Linked DNA regions of Homo sapiens: regions 2 and 3 are each linked to region 1. Evidence: chromatin loops called from intact Hi-C (ENCODE). Cell type or tissue: heart left ventricle. All regions are shown on one strand.

Region 1 (5,000 bases):
TAGTAGGACCAGGATGTATTCCAGTCCTACCCAGTACATTTAAGCCAAACAGACCAGTCCTTACACAATGCTAGTTAGTTGGCAGTCAGTAAACAGCAGACCTAGGAACTCTCCTGGAGTCTTTTCACCTCTGTTTCATCTGATCCTTCCCACAGAACAAAGAAGAGGACCATGGAACCCAGGAAAAGTTTTCTACAAGACATGTTTCCTATTCTAAGCTCTGAAGGGTAAGTGGGAATTAGCTCAGTCACATAGACAGTGGGAAAAAGCATTCCCAGCGGACAGAACAGTATATACACAAAGGAATGTGGGGATCTGCATGCAGCTCGCTGTGGCCAGAGTGTAGATTATGGGATAGAATAAGGAGGTGTGAGGTGAGACTGAGAAGCACACAGAAGGCTGATAGTGAAAAAACACAAACTTCCCTATGAAAGGATGACTGTTCCTTTGGAATGCTCTCATTTTCAAGGTGGCACCTGAAGTATGAGGTTCAATGGCACTTCTCCAAGGGTTGCCTGTGAGCCTATAACATATTTTCCCTCATTGGCTCTGATGGACTTCCTGGAAGACCACAATGAGATGGGTGCTGAGAGTCCCTTGACCACTTTTCACCTTATGGCTTTCTGTCTTCCTTTCACAAGGAATGTAGAAAAACAGAGACAACTTACAAATTGGGTATTTCTGTCTTAGCAAAATGGAATTTGAAGATGGGAGGTTTTAAGTCTCCAGAATATCTCACATTTTCTGAACTATTTCTGATATTGAATGCTGAACAGTTGTTAAAGCTGAGTTTCTCATATGTATGATAAACATATATATATAAACACACATATTTATATACATATATATCTTTATCACATAAAACAAGAATTTTTATTTAGTGTTGTTGATTTTGTTGCCTTTTTCCTTAACAGACTTTGAGTCTAATTTGAAACTTTCTCAACATGACTGGTAAGTTGAAAATAAAGAGAGACTGTGACCTGAGTAACAAGAATTTTAACACAAGGAAATTATGTAGTTTATTTTATTTTTATTTATTCAACCAAAATAAGACAATTTCTAGCTATTTACATTAACCCTTTAGTAACATCTGTGGAATGTCTATGAAAGCAATGTAATTAATTCTACATGTGCACATGTGCATCTGAAAGAGTGTTCTATATAACATCTGTTTTCATTCATATGCCTGGTGCATTATTGCATCATGATGTATTCTTTGTGGCATTATTTTAGAAATCTATTACCACAGATCACCAAAAGATCTCTTGTCCTGTCATCTTTGGGATAATGAACACTCTCCATATGTGTAAATCTGTCAAGCCATGCCTTCCTAAAGTGGTAGTTATTAATTTACAAATCAAAGAAATCAATCTTACCTTTTCCAATCAGTGACTGTTTTATTGCAGAAATACAGAAAGGGTCATTAGCCTGAACTATAAAGCATCTCATCAAAAAGCCTACCCATAGAGAGCAAGTTAATCTTTCTCACTTTTTAAAAAAGAGTTTTTTAAAATCAAGACATTCCAAGATAGATTCAATGTTTGGAAAGATAATTGATAAAATAGACTAGCAACAAATTCACTTTGAAATTCAGTGTGAATTATTTTTTATTGTAATTCTTCACACTTCCATGACTAATATCCTCTACAATGTTTAACTTGAGCTCTCATTGGTCTATACCTATTGAAGAATGTCCTTCAGCAAGATATCAAAATAGGCCTAGTTTTATTTTATGGGTGGATTCTCAAGAAACAGAAATGATGGATATGAGATATTCCCTAGAAAGGAGTGGGGCACTGCTGGATAGTTGCTCAATTGTGTTGGATAATGTCACAAGCCTCTCACTCTCTGTTCCCTGAACCCATTAAATCAGCATTTATTAGATATGTGTTCTGTGACAAGCACTGTCAAACGTTTTGAAGAGAGTTATTTTTACTTCCCACTCCTAGAACCTCAAGGTAGTGGTAAAAAAAAATGCCCAAAGAGAGGTGATCAACCATCAAAAATATCTGAGATTTCAGACTCTGTATTCCAGATGCTTCAGGCCAGAATACTCACTGCCAAAATAGGCAGTGACAGAGACGGCCAGAGGGCAGCACAGCACACCCAGAGACCTCAAAAAGAAGAAGAAATCAAAGTATTAATATATTGTAAAGCAAAAATGGAAAATGTGGGTTTTGGATTAAATTAGAAAAGAATACAATTGTCAGTGCCCCAAGAAAATTATTTCTGAATGGTTAATACATTCAGTATTAATCAGCTCAAATTAAAAATTCATAAAAATAGAACAATTAAATTACATTTTTTTTCTGTAATGAAATACTAACCTTTTGATTTTAAGCTAGTTTTCTTCAGATATATATTATGAAAATCTTTGTTTTTGCCAAATTTGGATAGTTTGTAGTTTATTAAGTGCTATTTTGTGCATGTAAAATTTGAAAATAAACACAGTCTCTGTAAAATAGAATGTTTATAGACTTAAAATCTGCTCCTTTGTCTTTCATATCTTTTTTTCATGTTAAATGATTTTTTGGTAGGAAAAAGTGGGATCACATGCTATTAGGTTCAATTTTGCTCAGAAAGGAATCTGTTTTCATGCCTTCATTAAGTTACATCAAAAAGAAAATGCCTAATCATTGCTGAGTCCTTCTGCTGAATATGCAAAGTTGAGAAGGTGTTTGTGGTGCTGATGGCAAGATATCTTTACTAGGCTGGTAACAACCAGAATGTCCTCTAAGGCAGGACTTTGGAGTAAAATGGTGTGTGGTTGGACTCCTGCTTGTAACTATTTAGGACTTTAAGCCTCTTTTCTGCCTATCTCACATATCATTTTGCAAGTCTTCTTGGAATTATTTAATTTACAGTATTTTGATAACTTCAAAGCTGGTAAAATGAAATTAGAGCTATCTGCTTGTGCTCAGAAATCAATTCTCATCAAATAATATGAAATTATGTTATCTAAAAGCATTTACCCTATTAAGTGACAGACAAATGAGAAGTAAGGAGACTTAATACACTGTTTGCCTATTGATGACACTGGCCACAAACATCCCACTCTTTACAAGCAGTAACAGGGAAGGGAGTCTTTTGAAAAAACAATTTGGGCCGGGCATGGTGGCTCACGCCTGTAATCCTAGCACTTTGGGAGGCCGAGGCGGGCAGATCACGAGGTCGGGAGATCGAGACCATCCTGGCTAACACAGTGAAACCCCGTCTCTACCAACAAATAGAAAAAATTAGCTGGGCACGGTGGTGGGCACCTGTAGTGCCAGCTACTCGGGAGGCTGAGTCAGGTGTGAACCCGGGAGGTGGAGCTTGCAGTGAGCCAAGATTGTGCCACTGCACTCCAACCTGGGTGACAGAGCGAGATTCCGTCTCAAAAAAAAGAAAAAACAATTCGATGCCTCATGTGACACAAGAGAGAGGACAAAGATCAATGGATAAACGATAAGTGAAGTCAAGTCTAGTCTAGATTGAAAAAACCACTTTCCAACATTAACATCTGAGCAGTAGTGCATGGAGTATTTTGAAGGTAGTGATATCACCATCAGTGGAGGTGTGCAAGAAGAAGCTTAGTAACTCCTTAGCAAGGCCATTTCTGGAAAGAAACCCTTATGGGGTCAGTAGCTTAAATGGCCTTTCACATACCTTATAAATTTGTCTAAACTCATAATTTGATGTCTGACTTCTTCTACTCATTCCTTTTCTAAGCTTCTGCTCCACATTCCAAAGTAGCAGACAAATTAAGTTCTCAGAATCTTTTAGATTCTTGCTGGTAGGTTAATTGGGATGCATAGATGGGCTCTTAATTTTTTTTTATTTCTACACTGGCTCATGTGATTTTTATTTATCCAGTGTCTACAATGGCAGTAGAATAGTGGATGCCAGTGTGTTGTGAAAATACAAGAGTGAGCAAAAGCATGTTCAATGAACAACAGTAAATCCTGACTTCATACTGTTTTACAGCTCCATTTATTCTAGTTTATATTTTGAGGCAGAAAATAATTTTCTTTGAACACTTACCACATGTATTAATACCTCTGTCATCCACTTTAGATCCTACTTTCATGGAAAAAACATAACCCTTCCACGCTGATTCCTGGCTGATGTTTCCAGCTGCGAGGTCAGCTCCCACTCCATTGCAGCACTGGAAATGAAGTCAGCCTACAGAGGAAACTAATTGTGTTCCCGTGCTGGAACAATATCTGTATATACTGGAAAAAGTAAAGACAAAGCTCACTTCACAATTCCAGCTCCACCCCTGCTTAGTGATACCACCTTGAGAAAAAATGGCTTAACCTCTCTAAGATAGCACATTTGGTGGTAAAATAGGAATGCAAATACTGATTGGAAAAGGTAAGATTTCTTTCTTTGATTTGTAAATTAATAACTACCATTTTAGGAAGGCATGGCCTGACAGATTTACACATATGGAGAGTGTTCCAGGAATTATAAACCATGTGTAACTGGCACCGTAGCTGAAATACGTCATGTTTAAAATACAGGAAGCTCAGGGCTTTGGAGTATACTGCACACAAACTTAATAGTCAATATTGCTCTGATGAGTTTGGCAAAATGGAAAAACTATTGAGATGATGGAAGCAAAAAGAATAATCTACCACAGATAACTTCTTACTATGGTCAAGGGTTACTTATAAGAAAATAAACTTCTCCAGGCTGTACAAAGTTAGGCAGTCACTGCGCCTTATGGAGCCCAATCTCTTCTCACATCTGTATGGTGAGAGACTTGAGTTCAATGCTGCTATGGTTTCGTCCAGCTCAGAGTCTATGTGAACTCTCAAGAGTGGCTTAGAATAAGTGATTGGAGGATGCACAAGACAAAATTATTAGAAGCTTCGGGTAAATCAATGTTTCTTCTGCCACCTTGTCAATAGCTAACAGTCAGACAGCTAGTACCACTGAGGGAGTGGTAAATCCCAACTAGTTTTGGTGAGAGGGCAACGCTGGTGCATACACCCATGAGTGTGTCTTGGAGCAGG
Region 2 (5,000 bases), 110 kb after region 1:
TGTCTTTGCAGTACAAAACTGCACACAATCTTGTTTGTGAAAATTGTGCCCAGGAATAATTATTTAGGTTTTTTTGTTTGTTTGTTTTTTGTTTTGTGACAGAGTCTCACTCTCTTGCTCAGACTAGAGTGCAGTGGTGCTATCTTGGCTCACTGAAACCTCTGCCTTTCCTCAACCTCCACCTCCCAGGCTCCAGTGATTCTCCTGCCTCAGCCTCCCAAGTAGCTGAGATTACAGGTGTGCACCACCATGCCTGGCTGATTTTTTTTTTTTTTTTTTGTATTTTTAGTAGAGACAGGGTTTCACCATGTTGGCCAGGCTGGTCTCAAACTCCTGACCTCAAATAATCCACCCACCTCAGCATCCCAAAATTATGTAGTATTTTGAACATCCTTTCCTGTGCAGCCAGAGGTTTCTAATGATAATTGTTAAATAAACAGATCATTAGGTTAAGATTAAGACTGTCAATACAGGCTTAGTCTGCTAAATTAACAGTGTTTGATAGAATGGGACCCATGCCTTCTGCAGTGGTTAGCAAATATTGAATTTGTAAGATTCCATCATTACCTTGTTTTTCATGTTACTGAGTAATAAAGTGAGGCCTAAGTGAATATATGGTTTACTAAATTGATTTCAGACATTAGAGAAAATGCAAAATAGTAAAATAAACATTCTTTAACATGAAAAAAAGTGAGCTTAGTCACTCTGTGTCCTTTCAGTGTCCTTCTTAAAGATTTAGCTTTTCTAGACCCTTTTAAAAGAATACAACTTTTAACACTAAAAAGTATGTTCTTTAAAAAAACTTTTGGAAAATAGAAATGAATTATAAACTTTTCCAAAATTTTGGCTGATTTCCTTAGGATTAATTCCCAAAAAAAGAGAATATGTAAGTCTAAATTGTGAATACTTTAAAGTACTTTTTATTGATTTTCAATTGCTGTATAGAAAGAACCTGAATATATACTAAGTACTAAAATGTCTCTTCCTCCTGTAGAAGTACCTTGTCTCTTACGTTTAGTAATGGAAACAAATGTGATGAATTGCTAAAGGCCTTTTTCCATGATGGCACTCTATTCATAGAAGTTTATATGGCATTTCAAAAGCTCTAGTCTAAACAAATATTGACATAATTTTGGAATCAACTCTCCCCAAGAAGCAGTCATGTAGAAAAGAATATGGATTTTTTTCTTACCCTCCAGAGTATGGAAGTGATCCCCTAAAGAGGACATTCCTGGAATGCTAGACAAACTCAACGTAAGGAACCACATTCTAATGTTTTTGGACTCACCACCTATGCAATGAGCTGACTGCTAGACTTACATCAGGAGTGTTGTGTCTCTGGAAATGTCCAGAGAGAGGTTGGATGACCAATGCTTGGGAAGATTTTTAAAGGTGCTCTAGTTCCAGTTGGGTAATCCAACTAGACATAATGTAAAGTTGCTTCATGCTGGCGCCATGATGTAAACCTCATATCCAGCACATGCAAGCAATTAAATAACTGGAAACTATTACATTTCCAAAGAGATGGTAAACTAAATTTTAATCCATTATTTCAACCTTCTGCTTCATTAATGCCCTTTGAATGAACTACTAAAAGTAACAGAACAGTAGTTTGGGAATTTTCTTTTGTTTTTGTTTTTGATAGCTTGAGTTTATCTGCTTCCTCCTTGGGCCTCTCCCTACTTCATACTGGACATGCCAATGTCTCAAAAGAGACAGGAGAAGAAGAAAACACCTACCTAAATTCAATAATGGATTAGGAATTGGGATGCAAAGGCAAAATGATTTGAGAACTTAAGGAAGTTTTACAGAGACAAGGCAAGGTATCTAAGACATTTTAACAAAGCCATGGCACACTTACTGATCTTGGAATTGGACTCTGCCATCCATCCTGTCCCTTCCCATACCAGCACACCAGTCCCCATTTCTGTTGACTTTTTCCCCTATTCTTCTCCTTTACAATTTGCCCAAGCTGGGAAATGTGGCTCTCATATGACAACATGAAAAATTCTCAAAGGAATGTTGAATATTTACTTTAACGATAAGAACTTGATTAGAAGAAAGAGGCAATTAAGAAATACTGTTCTCTTTGAACAAATTCAAGAAATATTTTGAGACACAAAGGGGCTGAGGCATTTCTGTGTATCCTTATGAGAAAAAATCAATAGAAATCGAGTATGATAGATTTTGAATACACCCCTCAGGACATAGGAAGGTTTACGTGGATATTGCAGCGTATTGGAAATGGACTACATGTTCTGTGACTAAGTTGGGGAAGTAGGTCAATCCATTAGATATTACAATTACATGATGCAATAGGAAAAGCACAGCTATTGAATTTTAGCTGCTATAATCCCAGCTAGGACTCGACAACCCGCAGTTGTTCTACAATTACGATAATCTTTCAGGTGGACTTCATACATGAACTGAAGAAATTCTTTTGAAAATAACTTTTAAAAGGGAGAACATTTCCCCCGCACACATTTTCTAGTCTGCTTGGCCGTCCCCTCTGGGCTCAGTAAAAGAAACTCATGCAGTGCAAGTATGTTTAGCAATTGGGCCTGTTCCCAGGTTGTGAGACGTTTAGCAAAAATCCAGAGTTATTATTAGATCTAAATGGAGGCTTTTGTCAAAAGGCCTCTTGAATTGTTAGGAAATCAGAGTGCAAATTGATAATGACACACAACACGTCTCTGCCCTGGCAGCTCCCCGAAGGCTGCTGAGATACCCCAGAAAGAAGTTCCATAGCCTCACGCCAACAGCATGTTGCCCAATACTTGTCCTTCTCCTAAGTCAGCCTGACAACTGCATTCTTCTCTTTTTTATAAGAGGCAAAACGAGATGGATTAAAGAGGATGTTTGAACTGAGACTATTAATTTCCTTGCAGTGTGTTTTCAAGTCAGATTCCTTTAGAAGAGTCTTTTGTGGTTTCATAAAATTACAACTTTGGCTATTCAGCTGCCTTTTCCAAAGCACAAATTTGGCTTCTAAAGAAAATGTACTGCATATCAAGAAAGGAAAGGAATGAGTATGTGGTTATCTTAAATATACTCATTTTATATAATAGCTCCTTTATGCAAAGAAACAATTACAGTATTAACTACTTATTAATTTAAAAATCGTAAAACATAGTCTTCCTAAAACGTATACGTTTTCTTTGATATATATTTTTTAATTAATAAAAAAGTTTTTCCTTTAGCAATATTTAAATGCTTAAATATGCTTTTTTTCTATCAGGTTTAAAGATATAAATTTCTCTTCTTTTTCTAAGGCTATTACAATATTTTTAATGTTTCAGGGATTAGGTGAGAGACCACTTCCTGAGCAAAGTGCATGTGTGTGATATCTTCAGGGAAATTGGAGAATGAATTGCTCCACCTCCTTGTCTTAATACTCCTGGCCCCATTAGCTTTCTTTGGATGTGCCCTATGGCCATGCACGTGGGAATAGGGCTCACTAAATGGCAAAGTAATTTCAGATTCTTTGTTGGTCCCACTTCTGTGGTCCAAGCACAGTACCTCCCACATGGCAGGAAGTCTATTTTACGTAATGAACCATTAAACATAATCCCCGGAAAAGGGGAGATCCTTACTTTTCACTGCTCTGCAGGTTTGACCAACTTTTAGTTAGTTTGAACTGATAGAAAACTGAACCCAATTTACTTGCCAATGAAGAAAGACAACTTGGATATGTGGAGTCACATCAAACGTTTGGGGATGAACTTCGGGCACATAAGGACACAGTGAGATTTTAAAGGGTGCTTACTAGCTGTCCACAAACCTCAGCTGTAGTTCCAGTGCTACGTGTGGTTGATCCATCACTTTCCTCCATTGGGCTTTTTCTGCTCTTACTGAGATCAATGGTTCTCAAACATCACTATGCATCAGAACCACCACTGGAGATTTTTAAAACACCTATTCCCTGGTCCCACCTCAGACTAATTAATTCAGAATATCCAGTGTGTGTGGCCCGTCTGTGTATTTAATTTTAATTTGATTTTATTTTAAGTACAAGGGTACCTGTGCAGGATGTAGAGGTTTGTTACATAGGTATATGTGTGCCATGATGGTTTATTGCACCTGTCAACCCATCACCTAGGTATGAAGCCCGGCATACACTAGCTAATTTTTCTGATATTGTTCTCTCACGCCACCTTCCACTGACAGATCCCAGTGTGTGTTGTCCCCTCCCTGTGTCCATGTGTTCTCATTGTTCGGCTTCCTTTTATAAGTGAGCACATGTGGTTTTTGGTTTTCTGTTCCTGCATTAGTTTGCAGAGGATAATGGCTTCCAGCTTCATTCATGTCCCTGCAAAGGACATAATCTCTTTCCTTTTTATGACTGCATAGTATTCTATGGTGTGTATGTACCACATTTTCTTTATCTAGTCTATCATTGATGGGCATTTGAGTGGGTTGATTCCATGTTTTTCCTACTGCGAATAGTTCAGCTGTGTATTTTTAAAAAGTTCTCCAGGTGATTCCAAAGTGAAGTTGGAAGTAAACCTGAAGATCATCCTCAAACATCTGATGTGACTCCAGATATCCAAGTTGTTTTTCTTCATTGGTAACTAAATTGGATTCTGTTTTCTATCAGTTCAAACTAATTAAAAGGTTTGGCTCACACACACAATTGTCTTCACCTGGTATGCTACCAACTCAGGGCCATACCAAACTGCTCCAGACTTTAACGTGATATGATTGACCTGGGGTCTTGTAAAAATGAAGCTTCTGACTCATTAGGTCTGTTCTTTCTGCCGTGATACTGAGCAACAGACCTGTGTGGCTATAGCCACTCAAGGTGGATGTCCTACCTCAGCTTGGCACTAAATCTCTCCTTGTGTCTTAAGGACAGGTTGGGACATGAGAGCTCTTGAAGGCTCAAGACTCCCAGAATAAAGCAGCATCGGTGGGCCATCTTTGGGAATGGTAATGGACGGGAAAGAAGGGCACCCACTCACTTGATTTCTGTGCTCCTTATATTTTTGATGTTTATCGAA
Region 3 (5,000 bases), 72 kb before region 1:
TACAAATAGCCCCTTATGTCCCGTGGCGTGAATATCATAAGAAAAATCAACTAGCCATATTGACAGTGGAATGCAGTGGATGGAAACTCATTTTCAATGTTGTTTTCTACTCAATACTCTTGGGAGTTTCTCTAAATCATGAAACCGAGTCCAGGCTATTTGAAATTTCTTTGGACTCTAGACATTGCCATGCATAAGAAGAGTCTTGCCTAGATGCCGTGAACTCCAGATAGAATGTTGGAGTTGGGGAGTCTTAGATATGGGGGTCATTCTATCTCGCAAACATTTATTAAGCACCTACTCTGTCCTACGGTGCTAGGTGTTGATGGTACAGGAATCAGTACAAGAGAGTCCTTGCCTAATGGATGTAATCATTATTCAATAGTTATTTAGCTGTAAGCATTATTTAACAGTTCCAACAGTGGAGTACGGTGTGGAGAATGGTCACCTCCGGGAGGTGATGACCTCCTGCACGAGGTTGGCTTGAGTGCTGTAGTAGGGATGGGGAGGTCCCAGAAGGCATGAGTCAAGCCAGAGGCACAAAGAGCCGTGTGTAGGGAGGGCTGTGCTGCTGGAGGGTCCCCTGTGCCAGGACAGAGATGAGGCTGAGTCCAGGGCCTGAAAGACACACCCCTCACCTCCAACTTGACCTGAAGCCCAGAAGGAACCATTGAAAGGTTTTTCTGGATGGCAGGGATGGGTTTGTGATTCCGGAAGTACATGTGAAAGATGAACTGGGTAAAGCAGCCGGGCATGGGTTCTAGGAAGAAGTGGCTCAAACTGAGACTGTGGCAGTGGGATTGAAGAATTGGGGGCAACAAGTGGGGGTTTAAACCCGACACTTTTATCTTTACAAACAATGAGGAGGAGAGTGGGCTTACTCAAGGTTTCAAATGTGTTCATGGCACAGCCAAGTGCAGGACCCAGGTTTTTCGACTTGATCTCATTCATTACGTGCCTACGCGCACATCTCCACAAGCCTGTGTGGGGCTCCCTGTCAAGTGCAGCGTCCCTGTCTGGCCCTGCGAGTGGGTGCAGAGATGCACTCACAGGCCTCCCTGAACTCTGTGAACTCCCACCCCACACCTGGAACAAGACTGGGAAAATTCTGGACCCCGAAGCACTCCTAAGCCACCGGGCAGGGCAGCAACACCATCGCTGGGTGCCCCTGGCCAGCACTGAGCCTGCGGAAGCTTTGCGGAGAGGCCAATCCACTGATATGGGGGAGGAGGGATTCTTCAGGAGCCATGGCTGAAAGTCTCAATGCAGGGAGTGAATGGAGCATTGATGAGGAATTCCTGTCAGCATGGCTTCCTCTTTCTTGGGTTTCCCTTTCTGTTCCTATGGCGACAGGATGGACTTCCTCTGTGAAGCCCTGGCGGCCTGCAGGCTGTGCTTGTGTGGTGTCTGCATGGGGGCGTGGGAAGGTGTTCGGGTACAATGAGACTCCCCTGTTCATCCAGGCACCATGGATGGGAGTCGGGCAGGAATGTGCACCTGCATGCGGACAGGGCAGGGATTCCGTCGTGGCCGGGTAGATGGCACTGCAGAAAACCCCTGAGTATTTGAGTCAGATTGGGTTTCCCATCCCAACTGTGCTATTTCCAAGCAAGTTCCTTCATCTGTCTCTAAGCTGCTGTAGTCTCCTGCATCAAATCGGTGTGGGCACACCCACCTTCCAGATTGTGTGGTGTTGTAAGGTCACAAGAGGCATATTCTCTCCCTATAGACATCTCTCCCTCCACCACGATGCCCTGAGATGCTTCCCCCGTGGCTCACCTGTTGCTCTCCCTGCTAATTTGTGGGCCATTTGAGGTAGGAGTTGGGGTGGTTCACTGACTCTCCAAGACTTGGTGCAGAGGTGGCTCTCAGAGGTGACTGTTGGAAAAGTCTGTGCATACATGAACCAGAATTAAGTGAACGACAATTTATTTGGCATCGTTTAGTGGCCTGTGACGTTCTAATGCAGCTGCCAGGCCGGCATGATGGTGCCAATGGTGCCAGGTGGTCCTTCCCAGGCCCTTGGTAGCAGCCGCCCCGGGCGGGACCCTGGCTTTCACAGCTGGACTGGCTGCCCAGAGGACTTTTTCAGTAACAGTCAGGGCAAGGTCAGATCTGGCAGCAGCTGACCTTTTCACTTGACCCTTAAGCCTATCTGGACCGCCTGACTGGACGGCCTTCAGTGACTTCTCTGGATTTCACTGACCTTAGGCCACCGGACTTCCCATCCCTGCCAGGCCCACTTTGTCTGGCTGAACTCCCAGCTCAGCCCCACCCTGGCCCACCCTGTCCTGATCTCTTCCTGCCAAGGGCCCACAGTGCTGTTTAAAGATTGGAAAATACGGCATGATTTGCTTGTGGATACTATTTTTGATCTTGTGGATTGAGCACTAAACTTGGAGTTAAAAACCGGGGTTTGAATCCCAGCTCTGTCACTGGCTTGCGAGGTGGCCTTGGACAAGTCACATCTACTTTCTGTTACCTCAGTTTCTTCATCCGGTAAATGGGCAGGTCTAGTCACCTGTATCTACCTCATGAGCTATAGCAGTTAGCTGTGAATGGGATGGTTTTGTACCAGATCTAGTGCTGAATAAACTGCACCAGATTTGCCTCCATCATCTCAGGGTCTCCCTTTAAAAGTTTTTCTTTCTTTGGCCCTAAGTAAATCAGTGATTTTAGTACCAGAATGTATTTTGGAAAGGACAATGGCGTTAGAGTCCAGATGTAGATTCAGAGCTCAGCTTGTTCAGTTTCTCTGTGTATGGCCTAGGGCATTTAATTCCCTGTGCCTCAGCTTCCTTATATATTAGGTAGCATGCATATATCATACTTGTCTTTTACTTTGTTTTGAGAAATAAGGATGCAAGCTGTAGTAATCTCAGCATCTTATAGATGCTTCACACATAGTTTCTATTATTGTTACTATAATTATTATTAGGATATCATATGGTGTGTTGTAATCACTAGAGCTTAAGAATTAAAGGAAACTTTAAAATCTGGAATTCTGAAGCTAGACGAGCCCTTTTCAGGCCCTGTAGCTATTTGTTCTTATTTTACAGAAGGGAAACTGAGGCCAAAAGAACCAGGGGCCACACTGGTAGTTCAACTTAGTGGCGCAAGGGAGCTCTGGAGCCTGTGCTGAGAGTGGATGGGGGTGGGGGGAGAATCGGGGCTTTCAGTGCCGACCTGTGCTGTTCCACAGATGCTGGGAGAGGAACCACACCCTGCTGCTTTTGGCTTCCTCACCTGGCACCGGGATCCGGTGACACAAGGCCTGGCACTGGGCTGGGCCGTCATTGAGTACACAGGCTGCCCACGTGTAAGCCTTGTTCATTCAGCAGGTTGAGAGCAAAGCAGGCTGTTCTCTTCCTATGCCAGGCACAGTTTGCAAAAGGCCTGCAGGGATCCAGCTTCTCTGGCCAAACCAATCCTGCCCCAGGCTGGTGGCTGGCAGGGAGATGTCTCTTCCCCTGAGAAGTTACTGGAGATAACCATTGTCATTTACAGCGTTTTAGGCACAAAAATTGCCACCACCCTCCACCCCTTGTCTCTTTGGGAAATGTTTATTCTTCTCGGACTGTTTCTGGTACCACCACTTCCAGGAAGCATATCCTGATTACTGTAGTCAGAACTGAATAAAGTGAGGGGACTGGGCTGGGCACAGAGCTGGGGAAAAGCATTCCAGCCCGCGGGAGGAACAAGTGCAAAAGACCCAGGAAGGAACGAGAATTCACATCTACGGCCGTATGCTGGGGACTTGCATTTCGTGCTTCCTCACCTATCTTCTCCACTAGGCTTTTGGGTTGAGGGTAGGTGCAAAGGTTCATTCTTAATAATAAGATCGATCATTATTGTTGCCCCCAGTTTTTTGCAGATCTACCATGCTAGGCTCCTCGGTAGATACCGTACTTGCATTATTACAGTTAATTCTCACAAAAACTGAGAAGGTGGGTGTTACTTGTCATGTCTGTCTCCCCAGTGCCTAGTTGGGGAACTCAAGCAGAGTAAATGCTCGGTAAATGTCTTTTACATGCCTGCATGACTAGTGGGACATTTGAATTACTAGGTCCACAGATGCTTCTGTTGGTTTTTATGGAAATCAGCTCCTTTGCCTGGAAAATTCATAATGCCCAGACTGTGAGGGGACATGAGCCATTGCAAGACTGTTCATTCATTTCTGCTCCCATTTCTGACATGTGCTAGAGCCCCACCAGGGACTCCCCATACACATTCTTGAGACCGTGACTGGCAGCCCTCTTTCCCAGAGGAGGGAGCCAAGGCCCAAAGACCTTCAGCAGCCTCCCTGCAGTTACACAGCAAGTCCACAGTGACCAGAGCTGACACTCACCCCCGCCTGTCAGACCTCCCTCCATTCCTCTCGCGTGGTATGCATCCTGAAAGGTCCTCGTTGAAAGACGTAATCCAGACCAGTTGCCTTGACCCTTGCCTAGAAGTTTTGTAAACAAGTTCACAGTGTTCTGAGAAGGAAGCAAGGTCAAAAGAATGACCTACCAAGGCCAGCAAGCCTGCATTTCCTCCCCATCCTTTCTCCCGGCTTCTCTTTTCTTTTGCCCCTCTCCTGCCTGGGATGCAGATTCTCCCCTAGAGAAAGAGCAGGCTCCTGCCCCAAGGATTGGCTGTCCCCTGACACTGGGGAAGCACACGTACAGCGCACCTTGATGGAGCCTAGTGAACTGAGCAACCCTGGTGTGGTTTCCTCCGCCAGCTGCTTGAGTAGGTGGGGTCAGGCCTAAGGAAGGTGAGCACCCAGCCACTGCCTTGCCTTGCCAGCCGTAGGAGCCTACTCAGACTCTCTGAGCATTAGGCTCATTGTCCATGAGAAAAGGAATCATAGTACCTGCCTTGGAAATGGATCTCCTAAACTTTAAAGAGACTATATGTGTAAGTGCCTCGCATGCATTAGGTACATAGATGACATCTGCCGTTTGGTACTTTGTAATTTTCAAGGCCTGATCTTGAACCCAGGTCTCTGTGGCCTC

Evidence for each region. Peaks named below come from ENCODE experiments on the same cell type or tissue, not always from the same donor. Only the 100,000 strongest peaks of a DNase experiment are listed, where the experiment ranks them.
Region 2: a loop joins it to region 1, with 2.2 times the contacts of the local background. A loop is called at or near these places in 13 of 110 quality-filtered maps.
Region 3: a loop joins it to region 1, with 3 times the contacts of the local background. A loop is called at or near these places in 28 of 110 quality-filtered maps.

The regions. Positions count from the first base shown.
Region 1 is chr2:12,802,570-12,807,569 of GRCh38, forward strand. No RefSeq gene overlaps it. Among named protein-coding and RNA genes, the nearest start is that of MIR3125, 68 kb to the left of the region's middle. In heart left ventricle, a CTCF peak has its summit at 2,094; no DNase peak of the experiment used is centred here; H3K27ac peaks cover 1,467 bases.
Region 2 is chr2:12,916,371-12,921,370 of GRCh38, forward strand. No RefSeq gene overlaps it. Among named protein-coding and RNA genes, the nearest start is that of MIR3125, 180 kb to the left of the region's middle. In heart left ventricle, no CTCF peak of the experiment used is centred here; a DNase peak (open chromatin) is centred at 2,701; H3K27ac peaks cover 2,804 bases.
Region 3 is chr2:12,730,730-12,735,729 of GRCh38, forward strand. The region is part of intron 2 of TRIB2 (tribbles pseudokinase 2); the gene reads left to right. Among named protein-coding and RNA genes, the nearest start is that of MIR3125, 4.1 kb to the right of the region's middle. In heart left ventricle, no CTCF peak of the experiment used is centred here; DNase peaks (open chromatin) are centred at 1,422, 2,032, 3,272 and 4,332; H3K27ac peaks cover 4,736 bases.